2 separate regions of the Homo sapiens genome follow, and region 2 is linked to region 1. A link is an interaction called in ENCODE POLR2A ChIA-PET data of the cell type or tissue named here. Cell type or tissue: PC-3. All regions are shown on one strand. Each heading gives the region's core, and the rest is flanking DNA. Links, peaks and the distances in the headings are about the cores only. Region 1 overlaps MAP2K6 (mitogen-activated protein kinase kinase 6). Region 2 overlaps MAP2K6 (mitogen-activated protein kinase kinase 6).

Region 1 (8,656 bases), core at 1-8,000:
TGGGTGATTCCCTAAAGCAGCCCTGTTGAAACTGTTGTCTCCTTTTTTCTTCTTTTCTCCAGATTGAGTTGGCCATCCTTCGATTTCCCTATGATTCATGGGGAACTCCATTTCAGCAGCTCAAACAGGTGGTAGAGGAGCCATCGCCACAACTCCCAGCAGACAAGTTCTCTGCAGAGTTTGTTGACTTTACCTCACAGTGGTAAGACAGCCTCACCTCCCAAGTGTCAGTGTGAAAGAAGAAGATGAGTTCTCATGAATTTCTTCCATCGGGGTTGAATCCATCATGCATACATTCATTCCGAAAGCATTTGTGGAGTATGCCCTCTCTGCTGGAGAAGCAAAGATGACCGTATCACACTCCCTGCCCTCACTGAGCCCAAAGTCAAGTAGAGAAGTCTCATAAATGAATAATTATAGTATAATGTGGCAAGTCCAGTGATAGAGATAGGGGCATAGGCGATTTAAGGAACTCAGAGGGAAGACCTCAGGATAGGCTTTTCTGGAGGAGATAAATCTGGAGCTGCGATCACGAGAGGAATTTTCCAGACAAAAGGGAAATAGGAAAGGAAACATATTCCAAACAGAAGGAACATCATTCACAATGTCACGAAAGCAAGAAACTCCTTTATGTGAGCTTTAAGCAATTTGATGTTGATTAAAGCATAAAGAGAAAGCTGATAGGACCCACTAGAGGCCTGGGGATAGGAAGTAGAGGCAAAGAATTACTTTCGGTGAGAAGATAGTGGGTAGTTTGAGAGTGTTTCTTAGGTCCCCAGAAGTCTTGTAGAACCTTGGTTGCTACTGAATACTTGCTAACTGTGGAGAAACTTGCCCACCATAAGAGACAATGCTGAAGTTCTGGGAAGGGAATCCAAAGGAAGTTGGGGTGGAAAGTGGGAGGGAGCCATACTCATGAGGTGAACTATATTTTCATGAAAACTGCCAGGGCAGTCAAGAAAAGCAAGAGGGGAAAGTATTCTCTAGACAATCCAGTAATTTCTATCTGCATAGAGGTCATGATGCCTAGCATGGCTTGATAGTAATGATCATGGCAAGTGATGCTGGAAGCAGGATGCCAGAAGTGAAGCACACCCCTGAGCCAGGTTAGCGTATTTGGCCATCCGGGAGAAGTAGATGAGAATTAGGAGGAAGGGGGCTCGGAGATGGTGGCAGGCCCAGCTGTGACCCTGGGAGGGGAGCCGTTCTGAGTACTCACTGCTGGGGAAGGGCCTGGAGCTCTGAAGGCTGTTTGAGGTACTGAGGAAGCTGAAGGAACATCTTCCCCGTGGCTTCATTCCTCAGCCTCCATGGTTTTTAGAAGTGCTGTGAGGCAGGGCACCCGCGCCTGTAATCCCAGTACTTTGGGAGGCCAAGGCGAGTGGATCACCTGAGGTCAGGAGTTCAAGACCAGCCTGGCCAAAATGGTGAAAACCTGACTCTACTAAAAATACAAAAAATTAACTGGGCATGGTGGTGGACAGCTGTAATCTCGGGAGGCTGAGGCAGGAGAACCGCTTGAACCTGGGAAGTGGAGGCTGCAGTGAGCCGAGATCACGCCATTGCACTCCAGCCTGAGCAACAAGAATAAAACTTCGTCTCAAAAAAAAAAAAAAAAAGCTGTGAATACAGCATTCATCAGGAAACATGGAAGAAACATAAAACAAAGCAACTGTCTGTTGCTTGTGAACCTAAGAGCTCTTCGACTCTTTGTTAGCCCTAGGCCCCTTCTCATTTCTGGTACTTTTCCCTGATGATGTATGAGGCTGGTCTGCAGTTGTTTGTTTTTGTTTTTGGCTGGATGACTAGAGAGGGGCTGGAGCCTCGAGCACTAGTGTAATAGTTGTTGGATGCCTCTTAAAAGATATATCTTCTAGGCTGCTTCCTGTCTGTTTTCCTTGAGGGAGTGTGCTGGATGTGGTAGTACCTCTGCCAGGTTGACCTGGGTTCATGATTTTGCCTTCTGGATTCAAAGACTTGTTTTTTGTGGATGGTTGGTTGGTTGGTTATTTATTTATTTATTGCCTTATCCTCAGATGTTTAAGGTCACATCAAAAAAAGGGATGAGGGGCCGGGCGTGGTGGCTCACGCCTGTAATTCCAGCACTTTGGGAGGCCAAGGTGGGCGGATCACTTGAGGTCAGGAGTTCGAGACCAGCCTGACCAACATGGTGAAAACCCATCTCTGCTAAAAATACAAAAATTAGCCAAGTGTGGTAGCACACACCTGTAGTCCCAGCTACTCGGGAGATTGATGCAGGAGAATTGCTTGAACCTAGAAGGCAGAGGTTGCAGTGAGCTGAGATTGCACCACTGCACTCCAGCCTGGGTGATAAGAGAGAGACGCCATCTCAAAAAAAAAAAAAAAAAAAAAAAAAAAAAGATGAGGCATCTTGGGTAGTACAGAACAGTAGTTCTCAAGAGGGGTGGTAATGGGGAATGATCTTATCTAGCTAAGTCTCTTCAAATTATTCTCCCTATTACCTTTCTCCCACCTATCCCCTTTTCCCAAGATTCTGGGTGCTTTAGGAAATTTTGGTAAGAACGAGGCTGGTGTGAAAAGTTTGAGAAAGCTGAGTCTACCATTGTGAATCACCAGTTTAATCCAATGATTCTCAACTGTGGCTGCTCATTTATAAAACTCTAGTGAGCTTTCAAAATCACTGCCCCCTAGGCCTCATCCTCATAGACTCTGATTTAACTGATCTGGGGAGGGGCCAAGATACTAATATATTTTTAAATGTTCTCAAGTCATTTTTATGTACAGCTGCGGTGATAACCCCAGGTTTAGACATATGATCTATGGACCTGCCATCAACTAGTTTCTGTTTAGAAGGTTTATTTTCTTCAATTTGTTTAAAAAAAATCATCCAATTGCTTGAATTTTCTTTCACCAGTGTATTTTTTCTCTTACTGGAATTTTCTCCGAAGAATCAGAGCATTGAAACTTTTTAGAGATATTTTAAAATGAACATCTTGAGAAATAAATGGTTTTTAATTTTTTTTTTTTTTTTTTTTTTTGGAGACGGAGTTTTGCTCTGCCACCCAGGCTGGAGTGCAGTGGCACGATCTCAGCTCACTGCAAGCTCCGCCTCCTGGGTTCACGCCATTCTCCTGCCTCAGCCTCCTGAGTAGCTGGGACTACAGGTGCCCGCCACCACGCCCGGCTAATTTTTTGTATTTTTAGTAAAGACGGGGTTTCACCGTGTTAACCAGGATGGTCTCGATCTCCTGACCTCGTGATCTGCCCCGCCTCAGCCTCCCAAAGTGCTAGGATTACAGGCTTGAGCCACTGCGTCCGGCCAATTTTTCTAATTTTAATGTATGCACACATATATGGAAGTTCCAGATACCGGCATCATTGCTCTTCATATAATGACTGCCCTGTGCCTTCTCTCTCCTTATAACACCCATAGTGCCTTCATGGCTGCCTGCAAAGATATCCCCTTCTCTCTCATTTTCTTTTAATTTTAATCCCAGCTACCACAGTTCATTAATTAAAAAATTTTGAGCCGTAGACATGTCTCAGCTTTCCTGAAACTGTTAATTCTATTAATACTGTTTGCTCGGTGTCATGTCATTTCTACTCAAGTAAGTCAGTTTGTCTTATATCTGGGTATATTAAAAACAATACTCTGTCTCTACAAAAAATACACAAATTAGCTGGGTGTGGTGGTGTGCACCTGGGGACCCAGCTACTTGGAAGGCCAAGGTGGGAGGATCGCTTGAGCTTGGAAGGCTGAGGCTGCAGTGAGCCATAATTGTCCCACTGCACTCCAGCCTGGGTGACAGAGCAAGATCCTGCCAAAATAAGATAAAATTAAATAAATAACAAAATGCAATATAAAATAAAATAAAATATGAAACTATCTAGAAACAAAACCCAAATCACTTTACCCTAGAAGTCATTAAAAGATAAATTTTCCTTCCTCAAAGTGTCAGTATTATAGTTCTGGTAGAATGCTATACTTAAGAATATCAGTTGTCTAAAATAGTCATTTTGTTGGTATGGGAATTAAGAAATAGAAGGGAATCGTTAATTCTGAATTTTATGAGCATTCTTACTTATCCTCAGTTTGACTTTTTCAGCATGCAAGCTCTCCTATTTCAGATCCCAGGTCAATAACTTTTTTTCCCTGCCACAAACCACCAATATATTTTCTTTGATATCCCTTAAGTATGAACATTATTTTTCAACTGGGTTGAAAAAGTCATCTTATACTCAAAAAGTAGCACTGATTTTCTTTTAGAGTTTATGACTGGCCTAGAACTTTACGGAAGCAATTTTATTTTTCATACATATATTAATATATGGGTACATACCTCCAGCCATTAGCCATCTAGTGATTTTACTTGTTTGATTACTGAAAGCTTGAGGTTTGATCTGGAGCTTGGTGGAAAGAATGGAAAAGTGATAATGTTAACAGAAGAGTACCTCTTCTACCTCTTCATGAACATTCCCTGTGCACGTAACTCCCCTTTATCAGCTATTCTTTTATTTTTCTCATGAATAAAGCTGTGTTATTGAGACATAACTTCATTAAAGGACCTTTTTTTTTTTCGTGAGCTCCATGTTTTTTATATTTTTATTATGTAGGCTATGGTCCTCCCAGACTTCTCAGAAAGGCCGCTCTATGTGCTAAGTGGGGAAGGGAGACTACGGATTTCAAAAGTGAAATATTTAATCTCAAATTTCAAGATAGATACATCTATGTTTTTATTGCCTACATCTGTCTTTGGTATGCAGAAAAAGAACCCATTATACCCGCAGCCTAGGTAACTGTCAGAGTATTTGTGAACTTGTGTATCCTACCTAAGCATTCGATGTCACAAAGCTACTAGGTATCATACACCTGCCTAGGTATCATACCCGTGCCAAGGAATCAACTTGGCACGATGCCATCACCATGTTGCAAGGTACCATAATTCTGTATCCAGGGAATTGACTTGGTAGCCACTCTTGTCTGGCCCATCAGTATTGATCACTGCTTGTTAGTTGACAGTAAATCACTTAGTTTGTAGGGTGAAGTAGAAAAGCTCTAACAGGCTATCATCACCACACCCAAAGTTAGACCTAGAGTCCAGAGTTCCAGTTTTTGCATTTCTTTTGCAGTAACATCTGACAAATGTTATCTTGAAGGAGAAGGAAGAATTAACCATATGAACGTAAAGGAAAAAAGCAAACCCACAATGGTTTCTTACAAACCCTTCTTTTCTGTATTTATTTTGAGATAGGACTACAGAATGAGATTTTCTTCCTCTTTTTCCTATATATCTCTTTCTTATCGTAGGGGTTTTAAGGAGTTCTTGAGTTGGGTTGTGTTGACCATGTCAGCCTTGTTTTGAGATTCATCATAGAGAAGTCTAATAGAGAAGTCTTGCTTTCTAGTCCTGCAGAAGGGTTAACAAACGAGTTCGCAAAAGATTGGAATCTTAGCCGGTTTACACTTTTCATTATAAACTCTTCCTATAGGTTCACAGAAGGAAGTCACTGGAAGTCAACTGCCGAGTGCCAGATCAGCTGGACTTCCCTTTGGCTTTTTCTCCAGGCCTATTTAAGAAGCTGTGGGCCCAACTGACCAGTCTGATGGCATATTGAAGGGTAGTGGAGGCCCACTCAAGCATCAATATTGTCTGACTCAGGGAAACTAGCATAAAACACAGACAGTCAAATACAGTCTCCTACTTGTGTAGGAAGGACAGTAAAAAGAGGCACTAGATGTTTATTTAGCTTTTGACAAATGTATGCCTTGAAACGCGCAATGTGTTTTTATTCTGTGGATGTACCAAATAGCCCTTCTTGGAAATGATCGGGGGAATTCAAATAGGCAGAAATCCTCTGGTCAGCACAAACTACAAGCTAGCAATTCTCAAGACAGCATGAGCTGTTTTTTAGTGTCAGCTATGGTCAGAAGCGTGTGTTGTGGCATTTGGAAAAGGAATTAGGGCAGTTAGCTAATTGCACGCTTGAAAATGAGAAGCTCTTTGAAAATTCAAAAGTCTGATTCCAGTTCAAAAAGAAATTGGTGTTGCTTTGAACTCCAAAGTTGTTATTGTATACTGAATTTCAAGTACTTCCTACTAAACATGGAAAATTTGCTTTCCCCCCAACCTTATCCTGAGTGTATTGCTATTCTTAGCCCATGTTTTGAAGTGTTCTTGATTTAAAAGATGGAGAGAATGGGTTATATCAGTTCCATTAATTTAATAAACAGCCTTGCTTTGCGGTGTAAGTATTTTCCATCTATATTCTGCAGTAGTGTTTGGGGTAGATTGTGAGCTTTCTAATCAGGGGCCATGAGTCAAGGAATAGCCTATTGACCAGTTAGTCTTGGAGGTTTCAGGAATCCTTAACACTTTATGATGGATCAACTAGGGTACTTTCCCCATATTTTCTTTATACAGAGTTAACAAAAATCTGGAGATTTTTTTTTTCTTTTTTGATACAGTCTCACCCTGTTGCCCAGGCTGGAGTGCAGTGGTGCAATCTCAGCTCACTGCAACCTCCGCCTCCCAGGTTCAAGTGATTCTTGTGCCTCAGCCTCCCTAGTAACTGGGATTACAGGCTCCTGCCACCATGCTCAGCTAATTTTTGTATTTTTAGTAGAGTCGGGGTTTCACCGTATTGGCCAGGCTGGTCTTGAACTCCTGACCTCAAGTGAGCTCAAGTGATCCACCTGTCTCACCCTCACAAAGTGTTGGGATTACAGGCATTAGCCACTGCACCTGGTCGAGAAATCTTTATAAGCTGTTCCAGAAGTGAAAAGATAAGATATCCTGACTCAAAATCAGTATTTTAAAAAAATACAGCATTTAAAAAAAATACAGTATTTTTAAAAATGGAGATGTTTAAGCTCATCTATCTGTTGGAAAGAGACAGTCATTTTATCTTTTCTGCTAAATATAAGGTAAAAAATCAGCACATTTTTACATTTGAGAAACAAGCTTTTCTTCCTGACATTGCCTTGGTTCTGTTGTTGACCAATGAAAGCTAGTAACGGAGTGGGCCTGGGTCCTCAGTGAGAGTGTTCCAGATGCAATGCGGAGTTTAAGGTCTAAATAGAGACAGCCAGAATCAACCATCTGAATATTGAGTGTGGATTTAATGTTGTGCTTGCACTTTTTGTTATTTACTTAGCGTGTTACATTGTTCCAGCGATAGAGAAGCATTTCTGGTTTTTGATTTGCTTTGAACAATAGTGGGAAATTCAGGGCTTCTAGCCTGTTTGTTTTTTTTTTTTTTTTTTACCAGGGTCTGTGTGCAAGTCAGCAACGCTCCTGGGATCACATTGCTTCTTCTGTGTTTCTTTCTAGGTAAACTAGCTCTTGAACTTAGAAAGAAACACTTTTGCTTCCTGGGGTTGAGGGCAGGAGACGGTCGTGGTGAGAATGTGCTTAAAGACAAAGACAAACCAGCTGGAGATGGTCCTTTTAAGTGAAGGGGAGAGGAAGCCGCAACAAGGAGGGACCACCTATTACACAAAGCACAGCGTTTCTTAATCTCTGCACTCATGACATTTTGGGCTAGAGTGTTCTTTGTTGTGCGGGATTGCCCAGTGCATTACAGGATGCTTAGCAACATCCCTGGCCTCTACCTATTAGATGCCAGTAACACCCTGCCACCAGATGTAACAACCAAAAATGCCTCCTGACATTTTCCATATATCCCCTGGGGAGCAAAATGACCTCCAGCTGAGAACCACCCACGTAGACTCTCAGCATCTAGGTACCTACAAAACCATCGGTGGGAGTTACACGGACTCATTCATTTCACTCAGCACACATTCCCATATCAATCAGACTTTGCCGCCTGTTAATTCCTCTTTCTAATGCGCTCTTATTTTTATCCTCAGTTGAGATGAAACTTTCTCTCATAGGTTGTCTGGTCACTGAGGTCACTAGGTCCTAGGTCTGCCCTCAGTTCCAGGTTGAAACTTCTGTCCTCACATCTACCTGTAGCCTGTCTCAGGTTCCCTGGCTTCCACCCACAGCATTGCCTGGAACAAACTGGTAGGCTGATTTTAAGTTGTTTTGGTTCAAAAACTTTCTCTCTCTCTTTTTTTTTTTTTTAATTTTATTTCGTTTTAAACCACAGTTTCTCAAAGTGCCTGAACTACTTCGCTCTCTCATGGTTCTGTACCTTACCCCGTCATGCTTAGCTTCGGAGGGTGAGGCAGAGCTCACGTCACACATGCTAGGTCTCATTTGCTCAAAATGATCCCTTAGCTCAAATCCCAGCAACCTAACAATCAGTTACATTTTGATTCCTCCAACTCCAGGCAAAATTCCTTTCCATTCCAATGCCAGGCAAAGCTCCTTTCCATTCATGTATGATTTTGTGGTCCGTTGGGCACAGGAGTCTGTAGGTTGCCTTGCAAATCATAGTTTTCAAAATCATCTTTTTCTGCATTCTGTAACCTGGGATTCCAACTCCAAGTAAATTGTTTCTTTTCTTTTCTTTCTTTCTTTTTCTTTTTTTTTTTTCATTTTAAGGCCAGAGTTGGATAGAGGATAGGGATGGGCTGAGAATGGGGTGATGGGTTGGTCTCTTCATCTTACAGTTTTATTACTGTTAAATAATAAGTAACAGCATTTATTGCCTCCGGTATCAAATGTTATTAAATGTCTGTGTCAATGGAGAGCAGAATAACCAGAAG
Region 2 (8,656 bases), core at 128-8,127, 65 kb before region 1:
ACTGTTGCCAGCTTCACCAGCTTAATAGTAGTCAGGAAGGAGTTCAGGCCAGCAAGATTCCATTTTAATCGTCAATCACACATTACCAAATAAAAAAGAAAGAAAAAGCTGCAGCTGTGTGCCACTCTTCATAACTTTTCCTCCGTGGTTGGCAGTCAGATTGCTTTCTTTTGCAGAAAACACGATGTCAGGTTTAGTCAGAATTTATGTGTAGAAATTCGCAAGGAGGCAGTTTGGAAAGGAAGGTGAAATTAGTGAGGTTTTAGTTCGCACTTGGGACGAATTACAGACATTCGGGATGGTGGCATGCGAAAGTATGCTGCATTTTCCTTCTCAGCGCCCCCTGCTTCATCTCATAGCCCTGGGCACATTGCAGAATCCTTCACAGGCAGGGTTTAAATATAGCAAGGCACAACACTGGCCATAGAGGACACGAGAACCTCTACCTCAGTTAGCAGGGGACAGGTTAGCACCTCCTCTATCCAGGGGATGGACTCTGGTCAGCTGATTGGTGGCACGTACATTATTACGAGAGTAAAGAGATGCTTGGCTGGTCTCTGTGGACTCCAGCACATGCAGTCCCTCCATAAAACGACAAGAGAACACAGTGTGCTACTGAACGCCACTAGATCTGTATTGAGCCATCTACGTTTTCCTCTAGAGCCATGACAAAGATGGTTTTTCAAGTGAATTCTAGACCAGCCATCTAAGGAGCTTTAGGTTCAAGTCCCATTTCCACCCCATTTGAGTTTGACGGCCTTGGGTCACCTTCTCAACCACTCAGAACTACGGTTTCTTTTTCAATATGTGTATAGGCCATGGATATTTTTGCCCTGCATACGTGACCCTGTGTGATTAAGTCTCGGCCTCATTTCTGGGCCTCTCCTGCACTATTCTCCTTTTTCACACTCCGGGCGTCAGCTAGATGTTCTGCAAAGCCCTTGGATTTTCCACCTTCATGCTCTTGTTCTTGCTGCTTTCCTTCCCCTTGCCCTTAGAATGCCCTTTTCTCCATATTTGCCTTTAAGAAGTCATGTTTTTGGCCGGGCATGGTGGCTCATGCCTGTAATCCCAGCACTTTGGGAGGCTGAGGCGGGCGGAAAACGAGGTCAGGAGATCGAGACCATTCTGGCCAACACAGTGAAACCCCATGTGAAAGAGGCCCAGCAATGACTTGTCTTTTTTTTTTTTTTTTTTTTGCCTTTCATGGGCAGCACGCAGGGTGCTTTCTGGCTGATAAATCCATACGGTCAGGATTGGCTGACTCCTTCACGGTAATGGGAGATGTATTTGACACTGCTGCCCCTGCTGACCTGTGGGTGCACCAGCCACCGGGACACCTCCATGAGACACAGTGTTAGAGGTTTATGGCTAAGAAACTGATTTGAAGTGTGTGAACGTGTGCCAAGAAAAAATGATTCGGCTTTTGTTATTTTATAATGTTCAGATAATCAATATGAAGCATTTTTTTACATTTTGCTTTCACGTACATATATGTATGTGTGTATATATATGTGTGTGTATATACTTATATGTATATATATATCACTATATAATAGTGAATATATGTATATTATTCACTAATATACATATATGTATGTGTATATATATGTGTATCTATAATTATATGTATATATATCACTATATAATAGTGAATATAAGTATATTATTCACTAATATACATATATGTATGTGTGTATATATATACACACATATATGCACACACACACACATATGTATATATATATACACACGCAATCTTGGCTCGCTGCAACCTCCACCTCCCACGTTCAAGCGATTCTCCTGTCTCAGCCCCCAGAGTAGCTAGCTCCCTCTCTCTCTCTCTATATATATACACACACACATATATGTATATACATACATACACATACATATATGTATATACACACACACACACATATATACACACAAATACATATATGTATATTAGTGAATCTACTTAGAAAGAATTTTATTTTGAAAATAAGCTATAACCAACAATTTGGGAGGCCGAGGTGGGTGGATCACCTGAGGTCAGGAGTTCAAGACCAGCCTGGCCAACATGATGAAACCCCATCTCTACTAAAAATACAAAAAATTAGCCAGGGATGGTGGCGTGTGCCTGTAATCCCAGCTACTCTGGGGGCTGAGACAGGAGAATCGCTTGAACCTGGGAGGCGGAGGTTGCAGCGAGCCGAGATTGCGCCACTGCACTCCAGCTATACATTGCATAGGCTCACCAGTACAACAAAACCAGTTTGTTGATTGATAAATAAATATTTAAAATATTGTATGTTTTTATTTTATTTTTTAATTTATTTACTTATTTTTTTGAGACGGAGTCTCACTCTTGCTCAGGCTGGAGTGCAGTGGTGTGATCTCAGCTCACTGCTGCCTCTGCCTCCTGGGTTCAAGCGATTTTCCTGCCTCAGCCTCCCGAGTAGCTGGGATTACAGTGTCTGGGTCTTAGGTTCCTCATCTGTCAAATGGAGACAGTAATAGTTGATTACATAATTTTCATGAAGATTAAATGAGTTATTGCACGTTTAGTATAGTGCTTTCCCCTTATAAACACTCACTACTTATTTTTATTTTTTATTTTTTACTTTTGAGACAGAGTCTTGCTCTTTTGTCCAGGCTGGAGTTCGAGTCCAGGCTGGAGTGCAGAGGCACGATTTCAGCTCACTTCAATCTCCACCTCCCAGGTTCACGTGATTCTTCTGCCTCAGCCTCTTGAGTAGCTGGGACTACAGGCGTGCGCCGCCACGCCTGGCTAATTTTTGTATTTTTAGTAAAGATGAGGTTTCACTATGTTGCCCAAGCTGGTCTCAAACTCCTGACCTCAAGTGATCCGCCCATCTCAGTCCCCCGAAGTGCTGGGATTACAGGTGTTAGCCGCCGCTACTTATTTTTGTAAGATGTCCTTTTATCTTTGATAGATTATGTACTTATTTATTTATTTGAGACAGAGTCTCGCTCTGTTGCCCCAGCTGGAGTGCAGTGGTGTGATCTCAGCTCACTGCAACCTCTGTCTCCCGGGTTCAAGCAATTCTCCTGCTTCAGCCTCCCGAGTAGCTGGGATTACAGGCACGTGCCACCACGCCCGGCTAATTTTTGTATTTTTAGTAGAGACTGGGTTTCACCATGTTGGTCTGGTTGGTCTCGAACTCCTGACCTTGTGATCCCTCCGCCTCGGCCTCCCGAAGTGCTGGGATTATAGGCGTGAGCCACTGCCCCCATCCAGACTGTGCATTTATTTAAGAGAATAAATATTGTGTTCATTTTTACAGACCCCCACAGAGCCTGATGCATAATAGCTCCTTGATAATATTTGTTGATTGAATGAATGGTAGCTATTTTAATGGTCAGAGCCACCTGGACTCATTTAAGTTGCAATCTATGCATACGAGATTGGACCATATCCAGGCAAGAATTCCAGATTCATCCTGTCCTTGTCAGTACCCTAGTTGGGTTAACTGAAATGACTGCCTGGAACACAAAGTCTTTAATAAAATGATATTACTATGCTCTATAAATCTATAAGTTACAGCCTGCCCTTATTTCCCTTATTTAAATTTTTCCTGCCCTCTTGCATTTTGTATCAAAAGCAACCTAAGTTTAATAACTTCAGCAAAGGTAAACATTTCTTCCTTTTGCTTTAAGATTCCCAGTGTATGTGTATTCAATCAGCAAATGTTTGTGAAGCGACCTACTGTACACTTGGCAGCAGGCTGAAAGACAAAAGGCCACCTCCTGATACATCCTTATTGCTGATTTTGTTAATGGTAGAGGTGACAAGGTAGGGGATGCAGAGGAGGGATGTGCCCTTCCTGGTGATGTTTTGTTTTTTTCTTTTTTTTTTTTTGAAACAAAGTTTCGCTCTTGTTGTCCAGGCTGGAATACAATGGTGCAATCTCGGCTCACTGCAACCCCTGCCTCCTGAGTTCAAGAGATTTTCCTGCCTCAGCCTCCCAAATAGCTGGGATTATAGACGTGTGCCACCATGTCCAGCTAATGTTTTGTATTTAGTAGAGATGGGATCTCACCATGTTGGCTAGGCTGGTCTCAAACTACTGACCTCAGGTGATCTGCCCGCCTTGGCCTCCCAAAGTGCTGGGATTACAGGCATGAGCCACTGCACCCAGCCCTGGTGATGCTTTTTAGTGCCTCTAATTCTTCTGAGCCTTTTCCTCCACTTCTTAGAAATATATAGACCTTTGGCTGGGTGTGGTGGCTCATGCCTGTAATCCCAGGACTTTGGGAGGCCAAGGTGGGTGGATCACCTGAGGCCAATAGTTCAAGACCAGCCTAGCCAACATGATGAGACCCCATCAGTACTTAAAAAAAAAAAAAAAAATGCAAAAATTAGCCAAGCATGGTGGCGCACAGCTGTAGTCCCAGCTACCAGCTACTCGGGAGGCTGAGGCAGGAGAATAGCTTGAAACAGGAGGCGGAGGTTGCAGTGAGCCAAGAGCAAGCCACTACTCCAGCCTGGGTGACGGAGTGAGACTGTCTCAAAAAAAAAAAAAAAGAAAAGAAAAAAAGAAATATATAGACCTCCTCTTTCCACCCCCTTCCTCTAGTAGCTTGTCCTTTATCTTCCCTTCCTCTATGGAAAAGCATATTGTAAATTAAAGAAGTCAAAAATGCAAGAGGGTATTCTGTATTTTTACTTTTACTATGATCTCCGTTTTCCCAGAAAGTGTGTAGACCCTCCTTATCATCCCTCAGCTCTATTCCTTGGCCCATTCCTTTCTGGAATTTGTTTCTCAAGCCATCGGCACTGCATCCCCTCCAGTGGTTTGAAACCGGGCAAGACTTTGCATTCCAAAGCAAAAGTGGAAATCAGATGCTCTTAGCAATCCCTGTGAATGCCGGGAAATCCCGTGGCATTTTCTTACAGAAACAGGTTATACTGGGTGGATGGGTTTAAAGCATTATTCACAGGACTAATTGTATGACTTGGAGCAGCCTCGGTTTCCTCATCTTTCCTCATTTTTCCTCATAAAATGACTTCTACTCACTTAAGGCCTGTTCCAGGTTCAAAGATCTAGGATTCACTTATGTTATCAGTTAAATAGGCTTTTGTTGGGCTGATGGTGGAGGCTCCCCATTGAAATATTGTGTATCTGGGAAATATATGCAGAGCTAAACAATCAGATTAACGAGTGAACTTTTGATGTACCATCTGTTTATTATGGTGGTTCTACCATGAAATCTGTTGCAAAGATAATACTAACAAAGCAGAAAAGTGCATCTTAATATTTACATGGATTACAATAAGAATTGGTAATGACTCATGAACTGGTAATCTCAGCGGCTCCCATTCTATCCTTCTGGTTAATGCTTTACTTGAAGCTGAGTTTTGTTCCACTAATTATTTCTTCATACCTGCATCCTAGGCAGTAATAAAGGGGTCTCTATATAAGGCAAAGAATATGGAATTAAGTAAGCGAGGTACCATATATGAATAGGTACAAGAAGAGACTGAAACATGTTAGAATTTGTGTTTTGATACTTGTCAGGGAGAACTCCTGGGATGATGTTTTACCTAATACTTAATGATATCTGACTGCTCTGCTCTGCAGGGAGCACAGCCATGTGGTGCTCATTGGCTGATGTTTGTTAGGAAGTGGGCCATCTGTAGCCAGGAAGGCTTGAGATAATCAGGAGGGGGAAAGTGGGAGGAGAATGGATTGTATGGAGCTGTGAAATGCCATTGTGGTGAGTTTCCTTTCATTGTGTATTGATTGGGTTTTCTAGAGGACAGCTCTGGACTGAGTCTTTTTCCATTTTCACTGTTGCTAGGTTGACTGTTAAGTAATGCTTTTAGACTTCTTGGTGAGACAACTGAGAACATCCTGGAACTACCATACTATAAAAATGTTAATGTGTACATATCTATGTATAACAGTAACTCCCAAATCTCAGTTTTTATTCAGTCTTTTCCTTGAAGCTTAAGAATTGAGTAAGCAGTTGTTTGCTGGATTTCTTTTCTTAGTTTCGTGTTTTTTTTTTGTTAGAGTCTCACTCTGTCACTCAGGCTGGAGTGCAGTGGCATGTGATTTCAACTCACTGCAACAACCCAGGTTCAAGTGATTCTCCTGCCTCAGCCTCCCAAGTAGCTGGGATTACAGGCATGTGCCACCACGCCCAGCTAATTTTTGTATTTTTAGTAGAGACGAGGTTTCACCATGTTGGCCAGACTGGTCTCGAACTCCTGACCTCAAGTGATCCACCTGCCTTGGCCTCCCAAACTGCTGGAATTACAGGCATGAGCCATCACAACTGGCCTTGGATTTCTTTACCTGGTTGGTGCCTGAATCTTAACCTGTTTCAGCCCAAGTGCACCCCTTCCCGCATTCCTAGATTGCTTCTCCTGTGATAGTGTTCTCAGTTGTTACCTGCTATTTCCCTAGAAGGACCTTTAGTGTAATTCAGAGTTCCTTCTCCCCATCTCTACCATCACTAATCCAATCCAGGCCCTTCTCATCCTTCATTTGAGCCTCTGCTGTAATCTCTCAATTAGTTTTCCTGACTCCAGTTTCATCCTCTATTTGACCCACTCTCCATCTGCCACCAGAATGACTAAGGAAGTAATTCAACAACCATTTACGAGCCAATTACTCTTTTCAGGCTGGGATAACACAGCCAACGAATCACTGTTTCTGCTCTCGCAAAACTTAGTTTCTAGTACTGAAGGCCAATAAAGCTGTGTACGCAAACATAACTAATGTGTTTATAAACTGTTGCAAAGGAAACAAACCAGGATTTGAGGTGGAGGATGAAAGGGAAGGTATCCTTTGCGTAGGGTTGATGAACAAGGGCTGTCCTTGATGATGACATCGAAGCTGAGTTCGAAAAGGTGCGAAGAAACTAGAAGAGGAATGAAGGGAGCCAGGGGTGTCCAAAGGAGAGAATACAGTTATGGGTTCTTAGTTTCTGTTTCTGGTTGGGCCAGTAAAGCCCCTTCATCATCCCTCTTTTCTGCTTATCACTAGAGAGAGAAACTAAAAACCATGATTTCAGGCTGCAAAAAGCCTAAAACAAAACAAAAGAAAACAGAACAACAAAAACAACAAAAGGCGGGTTGAACAAGCAATCCAGACAGAATGAACAGTCTGTGCAAAGATGTGTAAGAGCTTATTGGTTTCAAAGAACTGAACACTAGAAGAGAGTGATTAATGCACAGAGCAATTGAACAAGTCATGGGAGATGGGATCAGAAAAATGGGCAAGAATCGTGTTACAGAGGCCCTTGTGGTCTGCAGCAGAGAGTGCAGGACCTATTTTCTAGGGGAGAATAGACCCCACTTTCTTGTAATTGTGGAAATGAGATCCCTGTTTTCTTGCTGGCTGTCAGTTGAGGACTGTCGCTAGGTTCTAGGGGCCACATGCATTCCTTGAGTTCTGTCCCCTTCCTTCATCTTAAAAGCCTGCAAGGCTGGTCAAGTTCTTCTCACATTGCATCTCTCTAACCAACCCCTCTACCTTCCTCTTCCACTTTTAAGGACTATTTTGAGCCCGCTCAAAATATCCAAGTAATCCTGATCAATCATTAACTTTAATCACATCTGCAAAGATCGTTTTGTCATGGAAGGTAACATATTCACAGAATCTGGGAAGTAGGACATGGACAGCTTTGAGAGTGGAGTGGATATTATTCTGCCTACCACAAAGGTAGAGTCAAATGAGAAAAGTATCTATAGGGGTCCAGGTGCGGTGGTGCACACCTGTAATCCCAGTGCTTTGGGAGGCCGAGGTGGGCGGATCACGAGATCAGGAGTTCAAGACCAGCCTGGCCAACACAGTGAAACCTGGTTTCTACGAAAAATACAAAAAATTAGCCAGGCATGGTGGTAGGCGCCTGTAATCCCAGCTATTTGGGAGGCTGAGGCAGGAGAATTGCTTGAACCTGGGAAGCAGAGGTTACAGGGAATGGAGATCGCTCCACTGCACCCCAGCCTGGGGGCAATGGAGTGAGACTCCATCTCAAAAAAATAAATAAGTAAATAAAGAGAAAAGTATCTTTGGGGTGGTTGATGACCTTGACAAGAGCTTTTTTGGACATATGATGGCAAAGGAGAGCCACATCATGGTCGGTGGAGCAATGAAAGCAGAAGTTAGAAAGTAGAAACAATGGGCCTGGCATGGTGGCTCATGCCTCATGCCTGTAATCCCAGAACTTTGGGAGGCTGAGGCGGGTGGATCATTTGAGTCCAGGAGTTCAAGACCAACCTGGGCAACATGGCAAAACCCCATCTCTACAAAAAAAATCCAAAACGTTAGCTGGGCATGGTGGTGTGTGCCTGTAGTCCTAGCTACTCAGGAGGCTAAGGTGGGAGGATCCCTTGAGCCCAGGAGGTAGAGTTTGCAGTGAGCCTCATCACACCATTGCACTCCAGCCTGGATAACAGAGCGAGACCCTGTTGCAGAAAGAAAACCATAAAGTAGAAACAATGTAGTGTGTAGACAACTCTTTAGATAACTTGGATTATGGCTGGAGGGGATGTGGAATGAACTGAAGCATTTTTTTAGGCAAATACAAATGATGTTTACTGATAAGAATAAACCAGGCAAAAGTAGCATGATGATGATACTCGGAGCATCACCAAGATGAGGCCCTGGAATCCTTCATCCAGGGAGGATAGATGCTT

What was found. ChIA-PET counts read pairs that join two places held together with the same protein. Peaks named below come from ENCODE experiments on the same cell type or tissue, not always from the same donor. Only the 100,000 strongest peaks of a DNase experiment are listed, where the experiment ranks them.
Region 2: POLR2A ChIA-PET joins it to region 1 with 6 read pairs; 4 of 35 experiments call an interaction of 5 or more read pairs at or near these places.

The regions. Positions count from the first base shown.
Region 1 is chr17:69,526,508-69,535,163 of GRCh38, forward strand. It overlaps MAP2K6 (mitogen-activated protein kinase kinase 6), which reads left to right. Exons shown (of 12, transcript NM_002758.4): 10 at 63-202. Among named protein-coding and RNA genes, the nearest start is that of MAP2K6-AS1, 45 kb to the left of the region's middle. In PC-3, for the core only: a CTCF peak has its summit at 408; no DNase peak of the experiment used is centred there.
Region 2 is chr17:69,461,772-69,470,427 of GRCh38, forward strand. The region is part of intron 1 of MAP2K6 (mitogen-activated protein kinase kinase 6); the gene reads left to right. Among named protein-coding and RNA genes, the nearest start is that of MAP2K6-AS1, 19 kb to the right of the region's middle. In PC-3, for the core only: no CTCF peak of the experiment used is centred there; a DNase peak (open chromatin) is centred at 4,920; H3K27ac peaks cover 810 bases.